Regions from separate parts of the Mus musculus genome. Here region 2 is linked to region 1. Evidence: chromatin loops called from intact Hi-C (ENCODE). Cell type or tissue: heart. All regions are shown on one strand. Each heading gives the region's core, and the rest is flanking DNA. Links, peaks and the distances in the headings are about the cores only.

Region 1 (5,383 bases), core at 179-5,178:
GCTAAAAGCTACTCTCTCTTTTCCTGGTGGCAATACATTGACTCCAAAACCTGAGAGACTTATCTCTAATGTACACAGTGCTCTTGAATATTATACACCCTTCACTGAATTAAAGGGATTTTTGGAGCACACGGCAAGAAAAATATACCACAGGCAAATTAAAAAGGTTATTTACTGAACACATAGGTAGGATAATAGGGAAAATTTATAGACAGAACCAATTAAAACTGTGATAATCAGTCAAGACTACACAGCTTAGACTGGGAGGTGGCAGAGGGGGTGTCTATAAGTAGTCTTATTTGATGTTAGAGGCCACTGTTGAGGCAAGAGCTGCTACTTTCTTAGGCCAGAATTAAGGGTAGTGATATAAATGCCAAACTTTCCCATTAGAGCATAGAGCAAGACAAGATGTCAACCGTTGCCATGACTACTTAAAAGAGCTATTGATGTGGGACTTAAAAGAACTTATACCCTACAGAGGTAGAGGTTTCTGGGAGTTGCTGGTCAGAGGACACAACAGTTCAGACAGGAGGAGCGGATCCAAGGGATTTATTTTAACACACACATGGTGTCTATACTTGATAATACTTTATATTTTTAACAATTTGTAGTTGTATTTTCTTTTATGTGTTTGAGTCTTTTTGCTTGTATATATGTATGTATGTATGTATATATGTATGTATGCATGTATGCACACCATGTTCTTGTCTGGTGTTGTGGAAGCCAAAGAGGGCACCAATTCCCCTGGACCTGGAGCTACAGGGAGTTGTGAGCCACGTTGGAAAGGGAACCCAGATTTTCTACAAGAGAAACTACAGTGCTCTTAATTCTTGGTTGTCTCTGTAAAAATGCTGGTTAGGTGTGATATGTGAGTTGGGAACCAGCTGTGCTTCTGTGTCCTCTGTTTCCTCCCTTGGGGTATCCAGACACTGCTGCACCAGGCTGGGAGAATGAAGCAGAGTGCAGACCTAGTAGGTGTCAGTGGGATCCCTGTGGAGTTGGGGATGAGTGCAGGAGGTGGGGGGTTGGGGTAGGAGAGTGGGGGAAGAGGGGAGGAGGCTTTCTCTGAGGAAGGCCTTTTCTGAGGATTTTGGTATTGCAGTTCTTTTCAATAATACCAAATGAAACTGCTATATATGAGTCTTGGGGAATAGGAAAGAGTTTACAGAGCGACTATAAAAGCATTGGCTAGAGTTTAAAGTACCGTGAATGCCACATTTGGATGGAGGGCATTCCAAGAATCCCAGATCCTCATCACCGGGAGAGAGGAAGCTGAATTTGTAGGTTTGTCGAAGACTATGTGACATCCCTCAGGTATTAGATTGCTCCCTAGATCAGGCAGAGAAGAGGAAGTCCTGCCATTTTGCCCTGAGCTCAGAGGAGCTATCTGGACATGGTGGACTACCACCTTAGTTAGCAAGTACAACAATTGGGTGTACAATGTTTTCACAATATTTGGTCATACATACATAGAGATATATATTCAAAGATCACCTTGTACATAGTGAACAAACAGAAATTTATCTGTCAATAAAAATTATTCTTGAATTAGTATCAATTGTATTAAATAAAAGAGATTTAAAAAAGGAAAAAACCAGGGGAGCTATTGTGCTAATTTCAAATTTCATGTTTAGTAGAAAATATCAATCAAGCAAATTATTATAAATAAGAGACTCCAATATACAGAAGATGCATGTGATAGCTGTGTGAGTGGTTATTAGTAAGAAAATTCAGTGGGTGGAGGGGACATAAGAATGTAGTTTACAGCAGCAAATGAGGTGCAAGGCAGGAGTGAGCATAGGAGACGTGGAACATGACACATAGAATGTTAAACCTTTCCAAGGCGCTCAGGAAAAGCTAAGACTACAACAGCAACTCAACCTGCAGTGTCTACTGAGCCTTTTTAGGAAACCAGAAAGTCCAGTTTCCAAGAGAGGAGAAACATGAGAAAAAACACTTGTGTGAACAACCTGAAGAGTCCTGAATAGGATATCAGTGAGAGGGGACCTCCCCTGGGGTGCTGACGACCCCACTGCCCAGAGGGTAGGCACTAGTCACCTATATGCAGCTATTCTAAAATTAAAATCATCAAAAGTAAGACAAAACCCTCATTTCCTCAGTGAACTAGCCACGCCTACAGGCTGAGCATGGGAGGGGCCATTACTGCATTGGACCAGGTAACAGAATGTTCCTGTTGCTGCCGAAGGCCCTGCTGGACACTGTTCTACTAAATGCTGTGATGTTACTGTGAACTGCCAACAGATTCTTGACTCATATGAAGAAGGGGACGTCAGTGGGCGATTATCTTGATTTGTTTTTTTTTAAACCGGTATAGGAAGACAGGCCCACTGTGGGCGGCCCCACTTCCTGGCTGAGATTCTGGAGTGTATGAAAGGGAGAAGGCGAATGAGTACATTCTCTCATCCCTCTCGGCCTCTTGGCTGAAGATTCATTATGGGCAGCTGCTTCCTGCCCTGCTGCCTTCATGGCCCATACCTTACTCTGTGAGCCAGAATAGACCCTTCCTCCCTGAAGATGCTTTTGTCAGGATATGTTAGCACAGCAACAGGAAAAACAAACGCTGATGACAAAAAGGCAGATGTTAATGATCAGAGGTTTGATACTGGAAGAAAACCAGCAAAGCACAGAACTGAGACCAGAGTTAGACCCAAATAATGTAAAATTTAGTACATATCTTAATTTCTATTGCTATGATGAGATGCCATGGGCAAGGCAACTTATAAAATAAAGAGTTTATTGGGGCTCACACTTTCAGATGGTTAAAGTCCATGCCCATCCCGGTGGGAGCACAGCGACAGGAGGACAGGCATGGTGCTAGAGCAGTAGCCGAGAGGGCACAGCTAGAGACAATGACTACAAGGCAGGGAATGATAAATGGGAATGGCATGGGCTTTTCTGAAACCTCAAACCCCACCTCCTCCAACAAGGCCACATGTCCTAATCCTTCCCAAATAGTTCTAGCAACTGCGAAGCAAGCATTCAGACATGTGTGCTGGCCGTTCTCATACAAAGTGCCACAGGCTGGCACCTTGTCTCTTGCTCTCCACTTCCCTGCTGCTCTCTAAGCGCTTTCCCTCATCTGGGCATGCTCTAGTCTAGATTCTCCCTGGGCTTTTCCTGCCTGGGTCATACTCCAAACATTTCTCCAAGGAACACTAGTCCTTTTGTGGAGAAGATGGTACTTGGAGGCCAAAAATCCAGTTACTAGATGTGCTCACTGCTACTGCATTTTCTGACCCTAGGTTCTCTCGGGGCAGAGGCAAGACATGGACATAGTGATAGCCATGCTTATTTCTGTATGTGCATTACAAATCATGAGTGCACACCAGTACCCAGTATCCCCAGGTCCAGGCCAGCGTGACAAGGTTTGTTCTGATTTTCTGTCTTTCTGCATTCTAATGTGCCATATTTGATGCTCTTGCCTCCAGTGTGTTAATGTCCATCACAGAGTCATGCATGGTACTGCTTTCTTACCACACACATGCCCTCTGAAATCCCTCGCTATGTTACCACAGTGCTCTATACTACATGGAGATCCTGACTGCCAGCCCACCTGGTGGCTTTGGACTAATTGTTGGGGACCAGAACAGTGCATATACATGCCTTTCCCAGGTTTATGGCAGATATTTCCTTAGTTTTTGTAATTTTGGACCAAGCTTGGGAGGACTGCAAAGCCAAGATATTCAAGCATTTGAACTGCTTTACAAGGTATCTCTTCCAGGGGACATGAGGATGCTACCTCTCACTGCTGTAAGAAATATTATACAAGGATAACGTTTCTGTCGATCATTGTGCTACGTGCAATTGTGCTGAGAATCATAGCAAGTTTTCTCTTTTTACAAACATTAACACTGCTTTGATAGACCTCTGGAGTCTGTCCCCTTACTCTCTATGACAGTGTCTTTATCTTGGGGAAGTACATCTGAAACCAAGAATGGATGTTTTCATTGAACCAGTGCTACAGATGAACACAGGCTTCTGGAACATTCCTGTGAAATGTGTGGCAGTTGGTAATTTGCACATGAACATTAAAGAATCACCACACTGCCTGGAGGAGAATTTCAAACTCTGTCAGAAAAAGGTCAATTCTAACTGTTGCTGTCATATGGCCATGTTGAGCCAAGGGAATTTAAAAGAACTGGATCAGTCTCTGGTTAGAACCTATCTTATAGGACCAGGAGGGAAAAAATTAGCATCCTTAAAGAGGACTCCAGTGGAGTGAGGGAGACGTTTATTAAGTCACTCTTACTCAAAGGGAGACATTTTCACATTTTATGAAACTTTGGATCCCTTTAAGGTCTGATTAAATGGGGCATAAAACTTCCCGGGCCTGGGAGACCTGCCCTGGGATGGATTACTTCTCTTCCCATGTGGCTAGTCCAGGATCCAGATAGTTGATGTTCATGTTCATTTAATATTCCTTTGTCATTATAATAAGGGGAAATTCTTATTTTTTCTTTCAGAAATTTAAGGTTGTATCAAGAGCACAAGCCAATTACTTTATTCATAGTGCAAGGAGGAACACACACACACACACACACACACACACTGATTGAGAGGCCCCAACTCAACTCACAACTGGGATCTGGACACTTGATGGCTGTTTAAAGTGTAGTAGCCAGTGTCCTCTCTCCAACATGTCCCTGTGGCATACACGGTCCACCTTAGGAAGGGTTCAAGCCTCCCTGATCAGGACAGGTAAGTCCTCAGCAAGTGCTCTGCCCTTCCTGGGGGTCTCTCATATTTCCAGCGGGTTGTCTTTTCTTCATATTCAAGAGTGACTGAAGACTCCTGTGTCATGGGCACTGTGTTCCGTTCTTGAAGGGCACTGTCCATTGTACCATAGACAAAACATTGGCACAAAGCTCTCTCAAATTCTTGTGTGGTTCGCTTGCAGGTACTTTGAAAGGTCTGTATTCCGCCACAGGTGTATTCCACTAAAGCAGGACAGATTCCACACCATGTGTGCATGCTCTGCTCTTCTGGGTCTGTTTGCTGCCTCTCCGACTGCTCTGGTATCTTCAATGAGATCTTAAAACTACATGGAAGATTGAGCTGTGACACCAATGACCTCAGCGAGCATGGCTGCCGTGATGGTGGTCCTATGGGGAACATTTGCCAACAACTGAGTGACTCAGGCCTGGCTGCAGAGCCAAGGTCCTCCAATAGGCATGTGGGCTGGATGCCAGAGGAGACTTCGCTCAGGGACATGGCACATTTCTCATGGAATGGATTGCTGATTTCAACCAGCCACCTCAGCCCTGCTAACTGCTGACTTCTGACTTTCTCTAAATGAGAAACGTGAAGGCGTGTTTGTATGTTTTAGACAGGAGGGACAGTTGTGAGCATTTTTTCCATGGCT
Region 2 (5,383 bases), core at 262-5,261, 57 kb before region 1:
GCTTTGAAGCAAACCCTGGGTGCCCAGCTGGGTGTCCCACTCTTCGCCTCTCTCTCTCTCTCTCTCTCTCTCTCTCTCTCTCTCTCTCTCTCTCTCTCTCTCTCCTGACACTGAAGCTGGGTGTCCCACACTCTGCTTCTCCCTGACATGGGAGCTCTGACATGGGAGCTGTGGACGAAAGCAGGAATCAGCTGAGCCATTACCCCTGAGGGCTCCAGAAGGGCCCCTGTGGATGGTGGACATTACTCATGGAACTGCAATGTGATGGGTGGTGGCTAACAGCCAGTTTAGTACCCAAATTTTCACCCCCTAGACAAGGGATGCTTCTAAACAGCTGTCATTTTTCAACAGCAGCATAACATTACTTGTCTAAGGTCCGGTGTTGGGGGAGGAGGCACTGGGCCCAAGGAACAAATTCCGCAGTAACAGGCAATGTAGGGAGAATCTGGGACGAGTAGGGGGAGGGGGAAAATGACCAGCATATATTGTATGAAAAATTTCAATTAGAAATAAAATAAAATTCTCTGTAACTTAGCAGCTGTTTACCTCAACCTTAGTCATGGCCTCTGTTTAAGAAATGGATGTGCCTTCAGCCTCTCACCCTACTGCAGCCCTTTATACTGTTTCAATATCACTGTGGACAGGTGCTGCGCAAGGACAGCTCTCCAGCAGACAGCTCCTACCAACACAGCAGCATACGTTTCTTCAAAGCAATCCACAGACCCCGGCAACACCAAGTTCAGTTTTTAAGTCAAGTTCTAAGAAAACTTGAAGCGAACAAATGTTTACCAAATTAATTCTAGTCAGGCAAGAGAACACTGTCAAAATTTAAATTATTTGTTGACACACATGTTGTCTGGGTCCATGATTTCAATGTCTGTAAGGTTTATTAGTCCTTAGTACAGCATAACTCATAACTTTTTTGAATGTCCAGTTGAAAATGATTTGGTCAAGACGACAACAACAACAACAACAACAACAAAAGGCAAATTAGAATCTTCATTGATTAATGACTGCTTTGATTTGGATGTCATACTGAGAGAAAAATATAGGTGAAATTACTAGTTTATCCCTGTCTGGAATGAACATACCGATAGAGGCTACAGTCAGGGGAAGGGGCAGAGTGAAGGCTTTTGAGGTGAGAACTGATCTCTCTATGATCTAGTGAGCAGATGCATCAAGAAAGATGCAGAGCATTACGAATTCTCTACATCTGCTGAGCACTTGCTGCCTCAGGATGGAGTCACGACAGCAAGAGCACAGGGCCTCTTAGGCAGCAAAGGTCTTGTGAAACAATAGCTGTATGAGCCAAAGACTACTCTCTCTTCCCTCCAAGGAAAGGAGAAGCCATGTCCAGGCGGGTTGGACAATCAAAGTGACGTAAGCCGTAGGTGATGGTATGGTACTGAAAGGGGGGGATAGAGCAGGACCCTGTTATGTGTGAGAAGGAAGAAAGAGGGGTGTCACTTGTCACCACAGGAGGGCTGGAAGGGTGCAGAACACTGCCTCCCCAGTACAGCGGGGTGTCAGCCCCATAGAGTAGGCGCCTTGACTCCAGGGAGGCGCCAGGTGAGGAAGGCAGCCAGCAGGTACTGGACTCGATGCCAGCAGGTACTGGATTCGATGCAGCTGGATTGCCCAGCATCTCCCATGGGGGGCACCAGCACATGGCATCATGCCTGTGAGAGGGGTGGTCATGCTCGCTTTCCTTCATCATGAGCAGGATGACAAAGTCAGGGGTCTCAAGCACTTTTTTTCAGTGCTGAGGATCCATGGTCAACCCGTGGGGAACTGCAACGTTAGTTTCACATTTAATCTTCTCATCCTTATGAGAACTTATTAGGGTTTATGTGTCTTACTCACAGATGAGGGACGTCTGGGGCTTTTGGTGTAAATGGGGGAGATTGTGGCTGCTTGGCGAGGCTTGCCTAGAGGATCAGGCGGGAAGCTGAGAAGTAGGGACCTTCTAAGGGGGCATACTGGCCTTTCAACAGCTTTCAAAACAGACACAGAAGGCCACAGGAAAGTCACAAGTGTTGGTGACCTTTCTGAATCACATTCAAGCTTTCCAGTCTTCATGAAGATGGGGAGGCCATGGTCTTCCTATGAGATGCTCAGCAGGACACTCCCATGCTATGCGTAATCTCCAGGTGGAAGGAGAAGGCCAAACAACCACTGAACAATCTCTCCTTTTCCAAAGGGAAAAGTTTGATTATCCCAGTGACTTTGTTAGCAGCCTTTGCTCCAGAAAACTTAGATCTGCATGGAGCTTGTAATTAATATTTAAGTTTAGCTTGATTAAATTTCTCTCGGAGATACTTGGTCATTTCTTGTCATCTTGATAAAGACTAACACAAATGCTTTTTTTGTTTGGAAGAACTTACAGAAGCCTACTCGGGAATGTTGCAAAGTTGCTGGGATAATTTTAGCTGCCTGTGGACTGTCTAGGTGAGCCTGCATGGCAAAGGTTAGCACCACCTTCCGTTTCAACACAACACCACAACACAACCACCACTTCTTAGTCTTGTGGTTTTGTTTTCTTTTCTGTAACTGAGGCTTTCTAAAAGATGCTATTCTCAAATCAAGTAGTAGTCTGAGTTCTCCAAAATTTGATTTCACATGTTATGGTCCTTACAACTTTTGTCTAGTGCTGGACAAAGAGCTTCATTGCTAAAGTCCATCCTTCCAAGCATGAGGGCCAAAGCATCCTCCCAACCTGCCCCATCCAGAACCCACTCAAAAGAGCCAGGTATGGTGGCATGCTCTTGCAGTTCCGACCTTGAGGAGACAGAGATATAGGTGGATCCCTGAGGCTCATCAGGCAGCTGAGCCTGCTTTGTGAGCCCCAGGCATGTGAGAGACCCTGTCCCTAAAAGAATAAAAAGCAAAAAAGTAGATGGCACCTTTGGAATGGAACTGGGTGGTTGTTCTTGGGTTTCCGTGTGTGTGTGTGTGTGTGTGTGTGTGTGTGAGAGAGAGAGAGAGAGAGAGAGAGAGAGAGCACGTGTGCACCCACATGTGCACACACAGACAAATAAATGTAGAAGAAGCGTTCATTTACATAATGATCTCAGCTCCCAAGCCATCTTGTACCCTGTATAAGGGTGCCGTGTGAGGGAATCTGCAGGTGACAGCCTGCCTCCAGGCACAAAGCCCAGAGCTAAAGACTTGTATGGTGTGATGCACGATTTGTTCTACTTTAAAAAATTAAATAAATGCTCTCCGTGATTGTGCTGGCACGAAGAAGCCGTGTTGTGCTGCCCCAGTCTTTCTATAGGTTAGGCTTTGCTTGGATATGCGGGCTACATCTCAGCTTGCCTGAAAGATCTACTCTTTGAAAGTTCTGAAATGAATTTATGAGTACAGAATTTGAATAGATTTCCAAGCCATTAGCCAGAAATTTTATAGAGTGGGAATAGTTCTCATCAAATGAGCTCAATTAATGCAAAAAAATTATATATTTAATGAACAAATCAAAGCAATCTGCTGTGCTAAACTGAGCTAAGTGCTGTAAACGGGACAGAGCTAACACCCTCTAGCCATTCCTAAGTGTCTCAGTTAAAAATAACCTTGAACTATCTTTCAAAGCTCTGGCGATCAACTTTTATCAGCTTTCACGTAGGTAAGTTAAATGTGGCAAGGGACATTCACCAAGTGTCTGGGGCTTGCATAGCAACGGACTCACCAGTGTCCAAAGTTTTGATTGGACTCACCAGTGTCTGCAGCTCTGCTGAGTCTAATCAAAACTTCTTGAGGACATGCATGCATACAGACACACAGAGACAGACAGACAGACAGACAGACAGACAGACAGACAGACACACATACACACACACACACACACACACAGAGAGAGAGAGAGAGAGAGAGAGAGAGAGAGACTGTAAAGGAAAATTAATATGTGACCATTTAATTTGCCAGAGCAAAGTTGGATTTGCACAAGAATGGACACCAGAGCTTGTTGGAAGTGCTGATAAGTGGAACATGCTGACGTGTGAGACTTTTGAAAAAAGAATGTTTGTTTGCCTGGCTTACATTTTTATCTCCTGAAATTCTTGAGTTTAGCATACCCGGTTGCTTTTTTTTCTGAATCAGGACTCTGTCCAGATGAGTGGGGACAGAGACAGCACAGTAACAAAACGATGGTTTGGGGGACAGTCAAGAGGATGCAGGCCGACTTGCTGTTGACCCTGCATAGCCTGCTACCAATTCGCTCTGACAGAAACAGCCTTGATGCTATATCCACAGGATGGAGGCAGTGAGGAGTAAGAGTCTGCAGGTTGTGTCTTTAGCGCTATCAAAGCCCATTGAAACATGTTGGTCATTATAACTGCATGCACACTACTCCTTCATCACGGCAGATTATCCATAATGTAACTTTCCTCTTGAATGGGCAGGGAGAGACCCCAGTGAGCACTGTGTAGTCTACATTTTACCCTAGTGTTTGATAAAAGAGGCTCATTCTACCACTTCAGAGGGTCACAGTGATGTTAAAACATGGCGTTGGATCATGATGGAGTCAAGAGCAGTGGGGTCAGGACATGTGTGATCACCTACAGGACACACTGTCACTAAGCTGCAGATTGTCTGCAGCCCAGGTAGTCATGGTCCCTGACGGGAGGATTTCACGTGTCAATAGTTTCTAGCTTAAGCTTATACTCAGTAATTTCCTCCTCTTCCTCCAGACCCTCGGCAGTCCTGGTGTCTAAGTGAATGACCTTGTTTTCCCACTGTGGCAGGCAGGATTGGGTAGATGAAAGTCAATAGTTCTGTGCTGTGCCATCACTAAGTCTTGACTTTTCGAATCTCAGGAACATGTTTTGCTATTGTTATTTCCTCTATTGCTGCTTCTCTCTGAGAGTTGCCATTCTAGCAAATCAACTGGAAAATGTGGAGTTTCCTTTCATCATGACCATGATGTGGGGGCCTCAAATTATTCAGATAGCATCTTGTGGCATTCCTGTGGGGGCTTAGTGCCTGCAAAACGATTCCCTTCTTTATTGTTTTTGAGGAGAGATAGCTAAGTGGCTGTTAATAGTCATACTGTAAATCTAATTTTATGTAAGACAATGAGATGGGTTGGGGAAGACGGACCTTGCCTGATGTGGACAACAAGAGGGAGAGATGTCCAGATGGGGAGGGTATGAGCCTGAGTCTCTGTCCCATCTCTGAGATAAGGTCAACTTGAGAAGATACAATCCCACTTCATATAGCACCATTAAGATCTCTGCCTGTACACGGATTGCTACTTTGACCTGGGTGTCTGAACCAACTCTTCCGTCATGCCTAGAGTCACTTGCAGAGCAGGCTCATGGCTCTGAGGATAGAATGGCCTGGCAGATGAGCACAGCGGTTGGGCAGTTATTATGCCTCATGACCTGTC

Evidence for each region. A loop is a pair of places that touch in the nucleus more often than their neighbours do. Peaks named below come from ENCODE experiments on the same cell type or tissue, not always from the same donor. Only the 100,000 strongest peaks of a DNase experiment are listed, where the experiment ranks them.
Region 2: a loop joins it to region 1, with 2.4 times the contacts of the local background. A loop is called at or near these places in 4 of 42 quality-filtered maps.

What each region holds. Positions count from the first base shown.
Region 1 is chr17:10,468,189-10,473,571 of GRCm38, forward strand. All of the region lies in intron 4 of Pacrg (PARK2 co-regulated), which reads right to left. The region is part of intron 1 of A230009B12Rik (RIKEN cDNA A230009B12 gene); the gene reads left to right. Among named protein-coding and RNA genes, the nearest start is that of A230009B12Rik, 15 kb to the left of the region's middle. In heart, for the core only: a CTCF peak has its summit at 5,167; no DNase peak of the experiment used is centred there; H3K27ac peaks cover 3,181 bases.
Region 2 is chr17:10,410,935-10,416,317 of GRCm38, forward strand. All of the region lies in intron 4 of Pacrg (PARK2 co-regulated), which reads right to left. Among named protein-coding and RNA genes, the nearest start is that of Gm39565, 42 kb to the left of the region's middle. In heart, for the core only: a CTCF peak has its summit at 2,501; a DNase peak (open chromatin) is centred at 3,677; H3K27ac peaks cover 4,357 bases.